Regions from separate parts of the Homo sapiens genome. Here region 2 is linked to region 1. Evidence: read pairs that join two places in POLR2A ChIA-PET (ENCODE). Cell type or tissue: PC-3. All regions are shown on one strand. Each heading gives the region's core, and the rest is flanking DNA. Links, peaks and the distances in the headings are about the cores only.

Region 1 (2,804 bases), core at 40-2,539:
ATTAATTCTATCCTCCAACATTCAAAATGCATAATATACACACACTATGGGCTGGGGGGGTTAGGATAGGGGAGCAGGAGGCCACATCTACCACATACTGAGAATTGAAGGAATCATTTCTATGCTACAGAGGGAAACATTATTTGATTAAGAGATCAGGAAAACAAAAGCCTAGACTTTCACCTGCTCCAAACTGAAGATATTTTCAACTGAGATTGACAATAATATAATCAGTTATAAGGCTAGATTTTCTTTCCTGATCAAGGCAGAAAAATAGCAGAACTATTGCTTTGGCCATCTTTGAGCTGCTATTTTCAGTTTCCTGATGGAGACTCATTCCTGACTCTAATCATGCTGCTTATGTTTCTAAGCCATCTCAAATGCTCATTTCCTCAGGAAGCCAATCTAATCATCCGTCTCAATCTATCCAAGCATCCTATGAACCATCAAGATATTAGGTGGGGAGTAAAGCAGGCACTAGAAAGAACCAAGTTGGAAGTCAGTTCAGACACTTACTATCCGGATGACAAGTCATTTAATTCCCCTTAGCCTCAGTTTCCTTATCTATAAAATTGGTATAGTAATGCTTCCTTACATATTTGTAAGGAGCAGATTAGTTATTTATAATTTTATATGGTACCATTATGTCATCTTTTACTATAGCTAAATATGAACTTATATTACATACCCTCGAGGTTTAAACCCATATCTCATTGGTCACTATATTCCCAAAACTTACCTAGGGTAGAAGAAGATACATAGCAGATGATCAATATCTACTGCATCAAATTAGCTTTTCTAGAAATTCCTGATATCCCCATATCCCAGAACAAACAGTGTGACTTTATGTTATTTATCCAGGAACACTCAGGGGTATGAATCAGCCAGTGTTAATGAGTAGCTGCATTGTAGCTGTTTTACAAACCTACCTGAGCACCCACTAAGCCTTTTTGTCCAGAAGTTCCTGGTGGTCCTTGCCTTCCTCTTGGTCCCTGATCCAAAGATGAAATTAAAATGCAACCAATTTTTAAAGAGTCATTTATATTCCATGTAACCACAAAATCACCTTGGATGCCAATGGAAGCACAAATTAAGGTGCCCTGACCCATCACTATCTCATTTATCAAACTTTAATCAGGGAGCATCTGCACTCTGAAGCACCCCAGAACACTCACTTCAAACTCATGCCATCTGAAGCAGAGGATGCGAGTCCTCAGCGTCTCTATTTTTAGCAATCTCTCCGGGTGAATCTGATGAGTACTACAGTTTGAGAACATTGCTTTTATTTTTGAATTCACTCAACCAATTTTAAATTCTAAAAGGGTGATGAGAGGGCAGCGAGGCTATTGATCTCCATTGAAGAATGAACCTTTTCCTTATACACACAAGGGTTAAGGACAAGAGATTGTGTTTTCGATTTGATCAAGAGCCAAGGGTGCATTTAAGTAGCTTAATCTCACTGACTACACTGCTGGGATTTGCTCATTTTCTCTCCAATCTATTTTACTTTGCTGATTTTTGACACTTTAATATTTTCCCAGCTTTTCTGAGAAACACTTTCCTATTAGAAGTATTGATTGACTATGGCTTCTACTCTCCTAAGTGAGGTATTGATAATCATCTATTTAAATAGACCATCACACTCACATCCCAGCGGGAAGGTGAGAATTAAGGAGAGGTTTTATTGATTATCTTGCTCATGGTTCCCAGCATGACTTGCTTCACTTCCAATCAGCTGTGTAATGAAGTGGGTATAGACAGGAAAGCAGCGACACAACAGTGGTAGAGGGTCCTGAGCCAGTCATCAAAAAGAAAAGGGAAAAATATACATCTTTTAGTTGCTTTCCCTTCAGTTCAGATGCTATTTTCCATCATAAAATAAGTATAATCTCTAATTACACGTTAACTACCATTTTTTTTTCCTTAGTTCCCTTAGCAAGTCTAAGAGCAGCAGATACCTTCTGAAATTATCATCTGACACTCATAGGATTTTTAATTATGGAGAATGATTTGATATATTAGTAAAATTTGTTGTTCCGAAGTTCTTCAATTTGAGTATACTTAAAAACAATTTGTTTTTTAAAATAAATACATATAATGTGCTCCAGAAGGGCTATAGAATGACAGATTTGGGTTATGCTTAGACGATGCCAAAAGAACAGGTTGAAAGTTTAAATTTCCAGTTATCATTTGATAACCTAACAAAACCCCACTGGATGAACTTCTTGAGGGCAGGACCCTTGCCTTAATGGTATGAATGTCCGAGGTCTATTAGCAGTTCCCTGTGCATAATACATACTCTGTAAACACTTTACTGATTTTTTCCTACCAAATTGAATGATGGGGTCTCACTCTGTTGCCCAGGCTGGAGTGCCATGGCACCATCATAGCTCACTGCGTCCTTGAACTCCTGGGCTCAAAGTGACCCTCCTGCCTCAGCCTCCCAAGTAGCTGGGATGAAAGGTGCACACCACTATGCCAAGATATAAATACAATTTCAGCAAATTAAATAATATTTGAATACACAGCTTCAGAGGCAGTAATCAAGAGCACTGATTTTGTAACTATACTGCCTGAGTTTGAATCCCAGCTTTATCACTCACTAGCTGTGTGACCTTTGCCAATTTACCTAACTTCTCCATTCCCTCTTTATTTTTCTCCTGTAAAATGAGGATAATAACTTCCCTCCCATTGAAGAATTAAATTAGTTAATACAAGTGCTTTAGACAGTGTCTAGAACATAGAGGTCAATAAATATTAGCTATTGTGGTTTAATCTTTTCAGAAAAGGGGCTATACAATTTT
Region 2 (2,804 bases), core at 301-2,800, 120 kb after region 1:
AATAATTATATTTTTGTTGTTTTCCACTCTGTCCCCACGTCTATATCACCACAACCCCCAATCCCACCCCGCAGGAGCTAACTCCTCCTTCCTGTCCCCGCAAGATCAAAACTCCTCCTGCAAGCCCCGCTAGCTCTGTCTGCTCACCTTCGTGGCAGATATGCTATTGTACTTTTACACTCATTTGTGTGATAAATACTTCAATGTCCACTTCTTCCACGAGCCCCTGAGCCCCTGGAGGGCCTGGACAACACCGAGTTTTTCTCACCGTTACATCTCCGTTGTCAGGCACTTAATAAGTATTTGGTGAACGAATGGCTTGTTTGGTGACACTCCAAAGGCTGGGGGACAGAGGTAAAGCTCCCTCCTTTTGGGCCCCAGACGGGTGGCGCTGATGGAGAGAGGAGGCTAGGATAAGGCCTCCAGGACCGAAGCGCGCACCCGTAAGGCCCCTGCTAAAAAGACCTTCCTGAAGGCGGAGGAACTGCGAGTGCCTACGTTAGCCCAAGGCCTGACCTGACGATCCCAGGGACCCTCGCTCTAACTGGCCCCGCCTCCCGGGCCCCAAACCCGGACTCGGCCCCGCCCGAAGCTCCGGATCCTGGGGCCCGCCCCTGGCCCCGCGTCGGCAGACCGTGGGCTCGCTCCTGGACCTGCCTCAAACCCTCCGCAGGTAACGCCTCCCGAACTTGAGCCACATTCCGATCCCCTCCTCAAACCCCTCCCCGTTTCCCACACCCTGGACCCCTCGCTCCGTCTCGGCCCCGCCCCAAGCCCAGCTAGGTCTGGGCCCCTGAGCCCAGCCCCGACCGGCCTCCCAGTCCCTGGGTCCCTCCCGACACCGGCCCCTCCCTAAGCTCCGCCTCCCAGGGCCCGCCTCCTGAGCGCAGCCCGCAGCCTGGACTCCGCCCCGCCTCCCGGACCCTGGGCCCCTCCCCACGTGGGCCCGTCCTAAGCTCCGCCTCCCAGAGTCCGCGCACCGCCTGGCCATGTGCTAAGACATAGTCAACGCCCCGCCCCGGCCCCGCCTCCTGAGCCCTTCTCTGGGTCTGGCCTTAGCCCCGCCCTAGGACCTGTCTCCTGGGCTCTGCTCCGAGTCCCGCCTCCTGAACCCAATGGCGTTTATCCCCGCCCTAATGCCCGCCTCCAGGACTCTTATCCTGCCCTCACGCAAGGCACCGCCTCCAGGACGCCACCAACCTGGACGCTTCCGAAGCCCAGCTTCCAGGATCGCCCTATCCTGGCCCCGCCCCAGGACCCGCCAACCTGGAATCTACCCAGGACCTGCCCCAACGACGTTAATTCTGGCCCTACCCCAGGCCTCGCTCTCATGACGCTCATCCTGGCCCCACCCCAGGCCCCACCCTCCTAAGCTCATCTTGGCCCCGCCCTAGCGCCCGCCCCCAGGACGCTCCTCCTGACCCTACCCCTAGGCCCCGCCACCTCTCTGCCTCCGCGCACTACCCTGGGCCCGCCCCCTTTTCAGTCCAGGCCCGGCTTCCGCCCGGTCTCCTGGCAACGCTGCGGCCCCGCCCACGTCATGGCGCCTGAGGAGAACGCGGGTACCAAACTCTTGCTGCAGAGTTTCGAGCGCCGCTTCCTAGCGGCGCGCACACTGCGCTCCTTCCCCTGGCAGGTGGGCGGCGGGGCGAGCGGAGAGGCCTGCGGGGCTTGCGGAAGTCCAGGGGCAGACGGGATGGGTCTCCCTGCTGAAACCCCCGGCGCTCCTGCCACGTGAGTTCCTGGGCTCTCCCCGGTCAGGGCCACGAGACCCGGTCCCCGTCCCTGGGGCCTGGCCAGAGTCGCTCTCACCCCTCCTGCCCCGCGAGCTGGCGGCGGAAGCTGGGGGCGTCTCCACAGTCTTGGGGGGCAGACGCGCGCTCGGTGTGGGGTACAGTTCACGATCATTTTCATGACTTTTTAAAGGCAGTAATCGTTCTGGTCACTGGGACACAGCTGCCCTCGCCCATTCTAAAAAGTCAGCACCCTCAGGCCCGCGGGTAACCACCTCCTCCTGAGCACGGTGACCAGGTCAAAGGCTGTCCCTCGGGCCTCAGTGTTCTCATCTGTATGTCGAGCACTGCACAGAATCAGCTCATGCGCTGAGGCTTTCACTCCTGTGATGGAAGAGACAGAGAAGGGGGTGGCCTCTCCTCTCCCTGGGGACCTGCCATTCTCAGCACAGGCGCATGGCAGGCAGCAGCCTCCCTTCTGCCAGCAGAGGGGCTTAATGCACCCTGCTCCATTTGTAATTCATGTGCGGTGAGCTCACTGGGATGAGTCAGTTTGGATATATATTCCTCCCTGGGTCTGCCCCATTTTATGGGGTGTTGCTTAATCATTTGCGTTATTCCATTGACATGAAATATTTAGCACTCAGAGATCATTTCTGGTCAGGAGAAATTTGTGCATTTTTAACCCAAAATAGAAACCTTCATAAAAGCATCATAGGTCTCCATTCAGTATTGACTATAATTGTTCACATGCCCACGCTGAATGCTAACTTGGGCTCACCATCAACACCCACGAGGTGGGTACTATTATTATCACTCACATTTGACCAGAGGGATTGTTTGATTAGGGTGTAGTAGTTGAGAGTTCAGACCCAGGAGACAGCCTGCCTGCTTCAAATCCTGGCCCAACCCCTGGCCCTGTGTGACCTTGGGCAAGTGACTGCATCTCTCTGTGCTGTTGTTTTCTTATTAATAAAATGGTTGATATAATGATACCTACCTCTTAGGGTTGTTGTCAGCGTTGAGTACAAAAGCCTGTGGATCAGTGCCTGGCTCATGGCAAATGCATGT

Evidence for each region. ChIA-PET counts read pairs that join two places held together with the same protein. Peaks named below come from ENCODE experiments on the same cell type or tissue, not always from the same donor. Only the 100,000 strongest peaks of a DNase experiment are listed, where the experiment ranks them.
Region 2: POLR2A ChIA-PET joins it to region 1 with 10 read pairs; 3 of 35 experiments call an interaction of 5 or more read pairs at or near these places.

The regions. Positions count from the first base shown.
Region 1 is chr3:130,231,634-130,234,437 of GRCh38, reverse strand. It overlaps the pseudogene COL6A4P2. Among named protein-coding and RNA genes, the nearest start is that of COL6A5, 110 kb to the left of the region's middle. In PC-3, for the core only: no CTCF peak of the experiment used is centred there; no DNase peak of the experiment used is centred there; H3K27me3 peaks cover 898 bases.
Region 2 is chr3:130,110,209-130,113,012 of GRCh38, reverse strand. LINC02021 (long intergenic non-protein coding RNA 2021) reads right to left here and starts at 1,306. Exons shown (of 3, transcript NR_146653.1): 1 at 1,201-1,306; 2 at 269-391. It also overlaps the pseudogene FAM86HP. RefSeq lists silencers at 606-775, 846-895 and enhancers at 1,896-1,945, 2,046-2,235. In PC-3, for the core only: no CTCF peak of the experiment used is centred there; DNase peaks (open chromatin) are centred at 952, 1,362 and 2,200; H3K4me3 peaks cover 1,887 bases; H3K27ac peaks cover 898 bases.